Regions from separate parts of the Homo sapiens genome. Here region 1 is linked to region 2. A link is a contact called in ENCODE Hi-C data. All regions are on one chromosome and are shown on one strand. Each heading gives the region's core, a stretch centred on a gene start or an enhancer-like site at or near the end of the contact. The rest is flanking DNA. Distances are from core to core; before and after follow the strand shown.

Region 1 (3,558 bases), core at 199-2,698, 4.0 Mb before region 2:
AATAAAAACAAAACATTTTAAGTCACACAATGTTGTATTGGTTTTACTACCACCAGGAAGTGAGAACACTGAGGGCTGGAACATGAAAGCACATAACACATGTTGTTTGCTGAACTAACCAAAGGAAGGAAGGAAACCTTTTCCATGTTTTCTCTTCAAGCTTGAGTAAATGTTTGGCAAATTTCATTCACTCGTTCAATAAAGAAAAGATGAACGTCAGATCCTAAGCAGCTGAGAGGGGCTGCAGAAGGTCCTATGCGTACAGGATGCTCTACTGTAAACCTATGACCACGGTTCTAAATAGGTGTGCAACACTGTCCAGCAAACCTGCTGTGATTTCAGGACAACTTCATTTACCATTCTCCCCACTCTCTACTTCAACTCTCCCACAATTTCCACAAACTTAATTCCTCACTCTTCATATCTGAACTCTAAGAAGTATTCCCTGACCTCTATCAGATTGTCTTCCTATTTCACACCACCATTAATACCACTTGCCTTTTTTCTCATGGCATCATCGCTCCAAATTTACATTTATTTGCATCATCATTACATTTGTCATTGATAGTGGTATCAAATTAATATTAATTATAAATCTAATTTATAAAATTTACATCGTTATTACACTTATTTGCATCATTATTGTATTTATTTAGAATAATGCAATTAGGTTGGTAACTGGCTCTCAGGCTGTAAACTCCAACAGAGCAGGGGCCTGTTTTTGTTCACCCTTCTGTTCCTAGGACTAGCCCAGTGCCTGATGCTTAGTAGATGCCGGGGTCAATTCTGTTAAATTAGTCAGCATTCCTGACCTCTACAAACTCTTTGTCTGGTGGGTGTGGAGGCCTACTGTGTAATGGCCGTCTAAAGTTTCAGGCGGGTTTGCATCTGTCCACCTGGGCCTTGGTAAAGAAACCTGGGTTGCCTGTTCTGCAAAGTGAACCCTGTAGCAAATGTTTTGGGAGACAGAATCTTCCCAAAGAGAACCCTGCCCCGTTACAACAACAAAACAAAACAAGCCCCAAAGCCGCCCTACAATATTTGCCTGGATCAGAGACAGGGGTTGCAGCAGAAGCTCGCGCCCCAGGGCATGACCTGGAATAAACCCTGCCAAGTATCCAGCGCGCGTGCCAGCTGGAGGCTGCGCCGGGACAGCCCCCTCATTTCTCCCGCGCTAAACCCCGCCGGACGGCTCCACTCCCTCCCTCTGCTGCAGGGGGGAGCCCGGCGCCCTAACACTGGTAATTGCTCTTGCCGCGCCCAACTGCAGCCCCCTCTCGCGCCGCCTGCGAAGACAAGGTCAGTGGCCGCGAAGTTGGAACGTGATCGGAGCCACGAGGCCCAGTGAGGCGGCACCGAGGGGGCAGCGCAACGCGCTCCCCCTGTCCAGGGCGTCAAGTGCGCCCCTCCCGGGGCCCGCCTGTGCTCCGGGCGGAGCGCGCTAGCTGCTCGGGCGCGGGGCGTTCTTGGTGCGCCGGGCCGTGGTGAGTCCGGGCTCCCGTGGCCGCGTGCTGGGAGGAGACTGGAGCCCGGTTAGGAAGAATGGAGTTGGCGACTCGCTACCAGGTGAGGGTCCGGCCGCCCGCCGCCGTCCGGACGCACCCACAGTTTGACTTCCCTTTGCCACCCGGTCCTGCTGGCCTTGGGCTGGAAACGTGGCCCTTGGCTGCGGCACTGGGGATCTGGCGCGCCCAGCCGGTTGAGTGCCGGAGTGGGCGCGCCCTGCAGGTGTGCGCAGTGGGTCACGTTTGTGCTACGCGGACCACAGAGGCCGGTCGCCCCAGCACACAACCGCGCTCAGCCTGGCGCTCTGCTCAGTCTCGGGTGGCCGCCGGGGGTGCAGGCGGGGAGCTAGCGGGGCGCAGCGCCTGCGTTTGCAGCCCTCGTGAGACGGGGGAGGGGCTTTTTTTGTGCACTCCCCACACTTTCTCCGGGAATTGGCACAGAGATCAGGAAGCTTAAGAAAGTTGTAATTTTTTTTTTTTAACAGTCGATCGCCAGACCAGTCCAACTTGGATAATGGAGTTTAAAAATAATAACTTTAGTGTTTATTCTAGAACTTTTGTAAACGTTTTCAAGGAATTAGTAACCATTTGGGGGAAATGGTAACGTCATTGGGCCGAGTTAAACAAGCTGCAAGATCCCAAATCATATGCACAGCACGACCCCAATTACGCGTTAAGGGCCTAACTCGTCTTTAAAACTCATTAGCAAACACTTGAGTAAGTTCCCCCAAACGTTTCAGTGAGTAGTGGGAATGTGAACGTGACTTCAGTTTTCTCTTTTTACTTCTTAAAAGAGCTTTTCTCTACGTTATCGTAATGGAGATACATGTTTACTTAGAAGTAAGCAATAAAAACATTTTTCATAAGAACTAAAAATACAACCTTTAAAAAGGGAAACAAGCAGCCACGCCTCTGCTTGTGGGAGCACGGAGATGCTTTGTGCGAGGATTGTTTTTTTTTTTTTTTCCACTTGTTTTATTGAGAGTCGCGAGACTCACTGCTTCCACCTTGCTTCCGACTGGTGTTTACTTTCCTCCACCTGCGTGCCTGGCCCGGGAGAAGGGGAGGCGGGGCCGCCAGCGTTGGAAGGCGCAGAGTGCCCGGCGCCCGAGCCCAAACCGCTGTCACCTGCCCGAGTCTGGCGGCAAAGACTGAGCCACTAACGGTAGCTTTGGCCTTTTAGTAATTTCTGAAGCCTTCCTGAAAATGGTCGCTTGAGAAAAATCTGTTGTTGATGTTTCTGAGAATATTTTTAAAATGCCTCCTGTGAGATAAACTATTAAAAGCAAGGGAAACAGTAAAGCCTACGGAATGAGACAGGGTTCGATTTTTTATTTTTTGCCACTGGCTTTTACCGTGTATTAGCATCCTTTTTTTTTTTTTTTTTTTTTTGGAGACGGAGTTTCGCTCTTGTCCGGGGTGGAGTGTAATGGCGCGACCTCGGCTCACTGCAACCTTCGCCTCCCGGGTTCAAGCAATTTTCCTGCCTCAGCGTCCCGAGTAGCTGGGATTACAGGCGCCCGCCACCACGCCTGTCTAATTTTTTGTATTTTTTTTTTTTTTTTAGTAGAGACAGGGTTTCACAATGTTGTCCAGTCTGGTCTTGAACTGCTGACCTCAGGTGATCCACCTGCCTCGGCCTCCCAAAGTGCTGGGATTACAGGCGTGAGCCACCACTTCCGGCTGGCGTCCTAACCTTCTAGGAGTTTCTGTTGCTACAGGACTAAAAACAAAAAACAAACCCTCTGGATGGAGATTTGAGCTCCTTGTGAGTTTAGTCAGAAAATGTATCTGGAATTTATCACTCCGGAGCTCCTTGTGAATGTAATCAGAAAATGTTTCTGGAATGTGTCACTCCTGTTGTTAAGCTGGAGAGTTCTTTGCACTTCCACTACTGATATTCATAATTCATGCTTAGGAAACTCAGAAGTCCCAGAATGTGTAGTTGGAAGTGAGCGTTTACTGCCACACAATGAGGCTAATTTTTGGTAGTTCTAAAATGTTAAATAAACTATTTATCATGTAGGGGTTACCCACAAATTATATCCGATCC
Region 2 (3,268 bases), core at 160-2,659:
ATTGTATTGCAGAGGTCAGAATTTTGCTGGTCCAGCAATGTGGAAATGATGTACAAAATGCAGATTAAAACAACAAGAAAAACTACTTTGCTTCAATTAGTTGAATTGAGCAAAATCAGTTTTTCTTGAATTTTTTGCATGACTGCTTAAATGAACCGTTTTGTTTCCTTGACACGATAGAGATAATACAAGGTTTGCAATGCCCTTATTGTTTTGAGACTGTAAGAGTAATACATTAAGTAAATTTCATTTAGCACAACAGTACTATTGTTAAATGGAGGGAAAAGATTCTGGTAAAAGGGAAGAAACTCCTGGCTTTAGTTTTCTAAAATGCTTTTGTACCTCTTGTAAGAATGACATGGAGGTGTTTTTAATGTCAAGTCTGAAAATTTGCTTTTCAATTTACTTGGAAACTGGTTTCTAATACAAAACAGGGTAGCACACTTTCCCAGCATGTTCAGGTAAACTACTTTCATCACAATTCAGGTAGAAGTGACTGCCTTTAATTCCGTACATCGCAAACCATCTAGTGGTAGATCTAGAATGGCGTCAGTCTCAGGGACTTCTATGCACATTGAGTTCCAGAGTTCAATTCCATTTAAGTTGGGACTATTTACAATGACATTTGCTGAAATTTGCTCACCTTGATATACAAGCATATTGTATTAAGCAGCTAGTAAACCTGTGGAGATAGCAGGTAAAACGTAAAGCCTGTTTTACGTTTTTTTAGAGGTGCATTACTTGTAGCATAACTAAACCTTCATTGTTAGGCAGGTGCTGGCCAATTACATCAGCAAGTCCTAACTCCGCTAGGATCGGGGTAAAGCCGATAAGCCGCATCATATCTACAACCTGTCTCGGACCCCTGTAAAGAACTCACTGAGGATTGGTAGGGACAAAGGGAAGTTTCTGTCAAAGTTTAGGAGAAAAGGGCCGCGCAGGGAGCTGTTTCAAATAACACTTAAATCCCAGGAGAAGAAAGCCGAACCCCAACTCTTCGGTCGCCGCGGGGCCAGGGAGACGCGAGAGGGAAGTTTTTCTAAAGGAAATCTGCCGCCTTGTCCCCAAGACCAGCGAGGTCCGCAGCGCCATCAGTCAAGTGTCGGCCTCTGGCATTTTCTCCTCTCCCCAGGGCGGGCCAACGCTAGTGGGCGGTGGATGATGCGCCGGCCCCAAGGGCGCGCACGTCCATTCCCGGAAGGCTCGGGCGCTGGGGCCCCTCTGCACTCCCAGCGGTCCCAAGTTGGCCCAGGCGCCCGGTCCCGGGGTCCTACAAGTCAGCGCCAAGCCGACTGCCGACAGCCTACCTCCGCTTCTCCGCGCGCCGGCGCTATGGAGACGGTCACGAGACGCCAGCAGCCCCTGCGCCCGCCAATGGGAACGCACGTTGCAGCGAGACGCGGACGTCGCTCTTCCAAGATGGCGGCGCGTCCGTCGCGAGCGACCGGGCCGAGGGGAGGCCAGCGAAGCCGAGTAAAACCGCCGCCCGGGAGAAGACTGAAGGAGCAGTTGCCGCCGTTGGCGGCGGCCCGAGCAGTTTTCGCTGCTGCTACGGCTGTTGCCATGAGGCGAGGCTAGGGAGGACCTCACTTCCCCGGGGTGTAATAATGTTAACTGAGGTAAGCGGCGACGGTGGCCAGTGTTTACCTGTGAAATGGGGAAGGGGCCGGCGCCAGCCCGTCAGAGAACATCATCTGTACGGAAGGTGGGCCTGACCCTTCGCCGTGGGCTCCAGGGCCCGAGGAGCAGCGGGGATCCTACAAGTGCCCTCAGAGTAGGAGCTGTGCTGACTCAACAGAGTCCCACCACCTCCGGCTGCCAGTGCCTCGCCTTTCGCAGTTGCCACTTGCCACTCGCCCCTGGCACTGGTCTCCCTCCTGCTGTCACTCCCTTCTAACTCATCGCTCCCTTCTTCGTGTCCCCTTACACGCTACTCTGTGGCAGCGTTGGCCTTTCCACGTTACTGCTGGTTCTTGTGATCCTATGGTTTGCCCTAGGTCTCCTTTCTCTGGTCCCTGGGCTCCAGGGCCCTCCGCCTCCGAGCTCGGTCAGCACCCTGGGGTTGTTGCTCGGCCCGACCGGTTTGTTTCCCACCCTCTACTTTGACTGCTTCATGAAGTGGACTTTTTTATCTCAAGCTGCACATGTATGGCTCAGTTGGGTCATCCCCCTCCCCCACATCCATCACCTTTTCGGTTAAATCGTGGTCATCACAAAGTTCAGTTTAGCATCTGCCACCTTGATTTGCGTGTGGCCCCCTTGTTACTCCCTATGGAATAGTTTTTTTCTTTGGACCTGAAATGGAAGTAGGGCAACTATGACGAACCAATCAATTTCCCTTTTCTAGTGCCTAATGGGCATTGCAAAAAGCCGACTTTTTGAAGAAGTAGAGTTTGCCTTTACTAGCAACACTTTAAGGGGAAGAACTAAATCGGTGCAACTAGGTACTTGACCCAGGTTAGCCCAGTTATGTGTTGTAGTATCTGCAGGTGTAGGTGTCACTGAACATAAAATACTGAACCTTGTGATTTGATGAAATACCTTTTTCGAAGCCTTTCACTTTAAGTACTGTGAGGATCCTGACGTGAGGAACTGACCGGATTGGGCATTTTTATGGGCTGAACTGAATAGGAAACAGTTTTAGTGGGCAATGGGAAGTATTCCTACATGGGCCAAAAAGGAAATACAAACATTTGTAGGTGAGTGGCTTTTATTTTGTGAAAAGTGATGGTAAAGCACGTACTTGCCTGAAATTTCAGGTCCTTGGAACGTGACTAACTTTGAGGAACTTTATACTTTGCTGTTTGTACTTAATCTAAGCACAGAGCCTGGCATATGATAAATACTTACTGGTTGATTGTAACTTCTACAGTACGTATTTTTAGTTGTTTGAAGTTCATTTTATATTTCTAAATTCTACAGATTTTTCATTCTTGGAGTTAATTGAGATTATGGTTATAGCATAAGTTTGTGTTGTGATTAGCAGTAATAGATTAGAAAAAAGAGTTATAAGTAGCAGAAGTTTCATTTTTACCTTAAGTGTGATATTTTAGTGGGAACAGTTAGCCTTATAATAAGTGTTTAGTGTTGTCTCTAATGTGTAATATTATATGATATGATCTTTTCCTTAAACTTAGCTTATGTTAACATGTTTCAGAGTTTTAATACTTTCAAATGAACTACTTGTGTGTCTGCCAGTAAAATGATTTGGAAAGATGGAGCTTTCTCAGCTTCTGTATTTTAATGCAATTTTGCGTTTTAGGGAAAT

What was found. A loop is a pair of places that touch in the nucleus more often than their neighbours do. Pooled maps may share reads with other maps.
Region 1: a loop to region 2 is called in a pooled map, with 17 times the contacts of the local background. The contact joins the promoter of CDCA7L here to the promoter of SNX13 in region 2. A Hi-C loop is called at or near these places in 1 of 37 single-sample maps with no recorded cell type and 8 of 50 pooled maps.

The regions. Positions count from the first base shown.
Region 1 is chr7:21,943,789-21,947,346 of GRCh38, reverse strand. It overlaps CDCA7L (cell division cycle associated 7 like), which reads left to right and starts at 1,448. Exons shown (of 10, transcript NM_018719.5): 1 at 1,448-1,566. The coding sequence starts at 1,543. RefSeq lists enhancers at 850-1,099, 784-1,494, 1,490-1,639 and a silencer at 1,780-1,829.
Region 2 is chr7:17,938,635-17,941,902 of GRCh38, reverse strand. It overlaps SNX13 (sorting nexin 13), which reads left to right and starts at 1,409. Exons shown (of 26, transcript NM_015132.5): 1 at 1,409-1,619. The coding sequence starts at 1,608.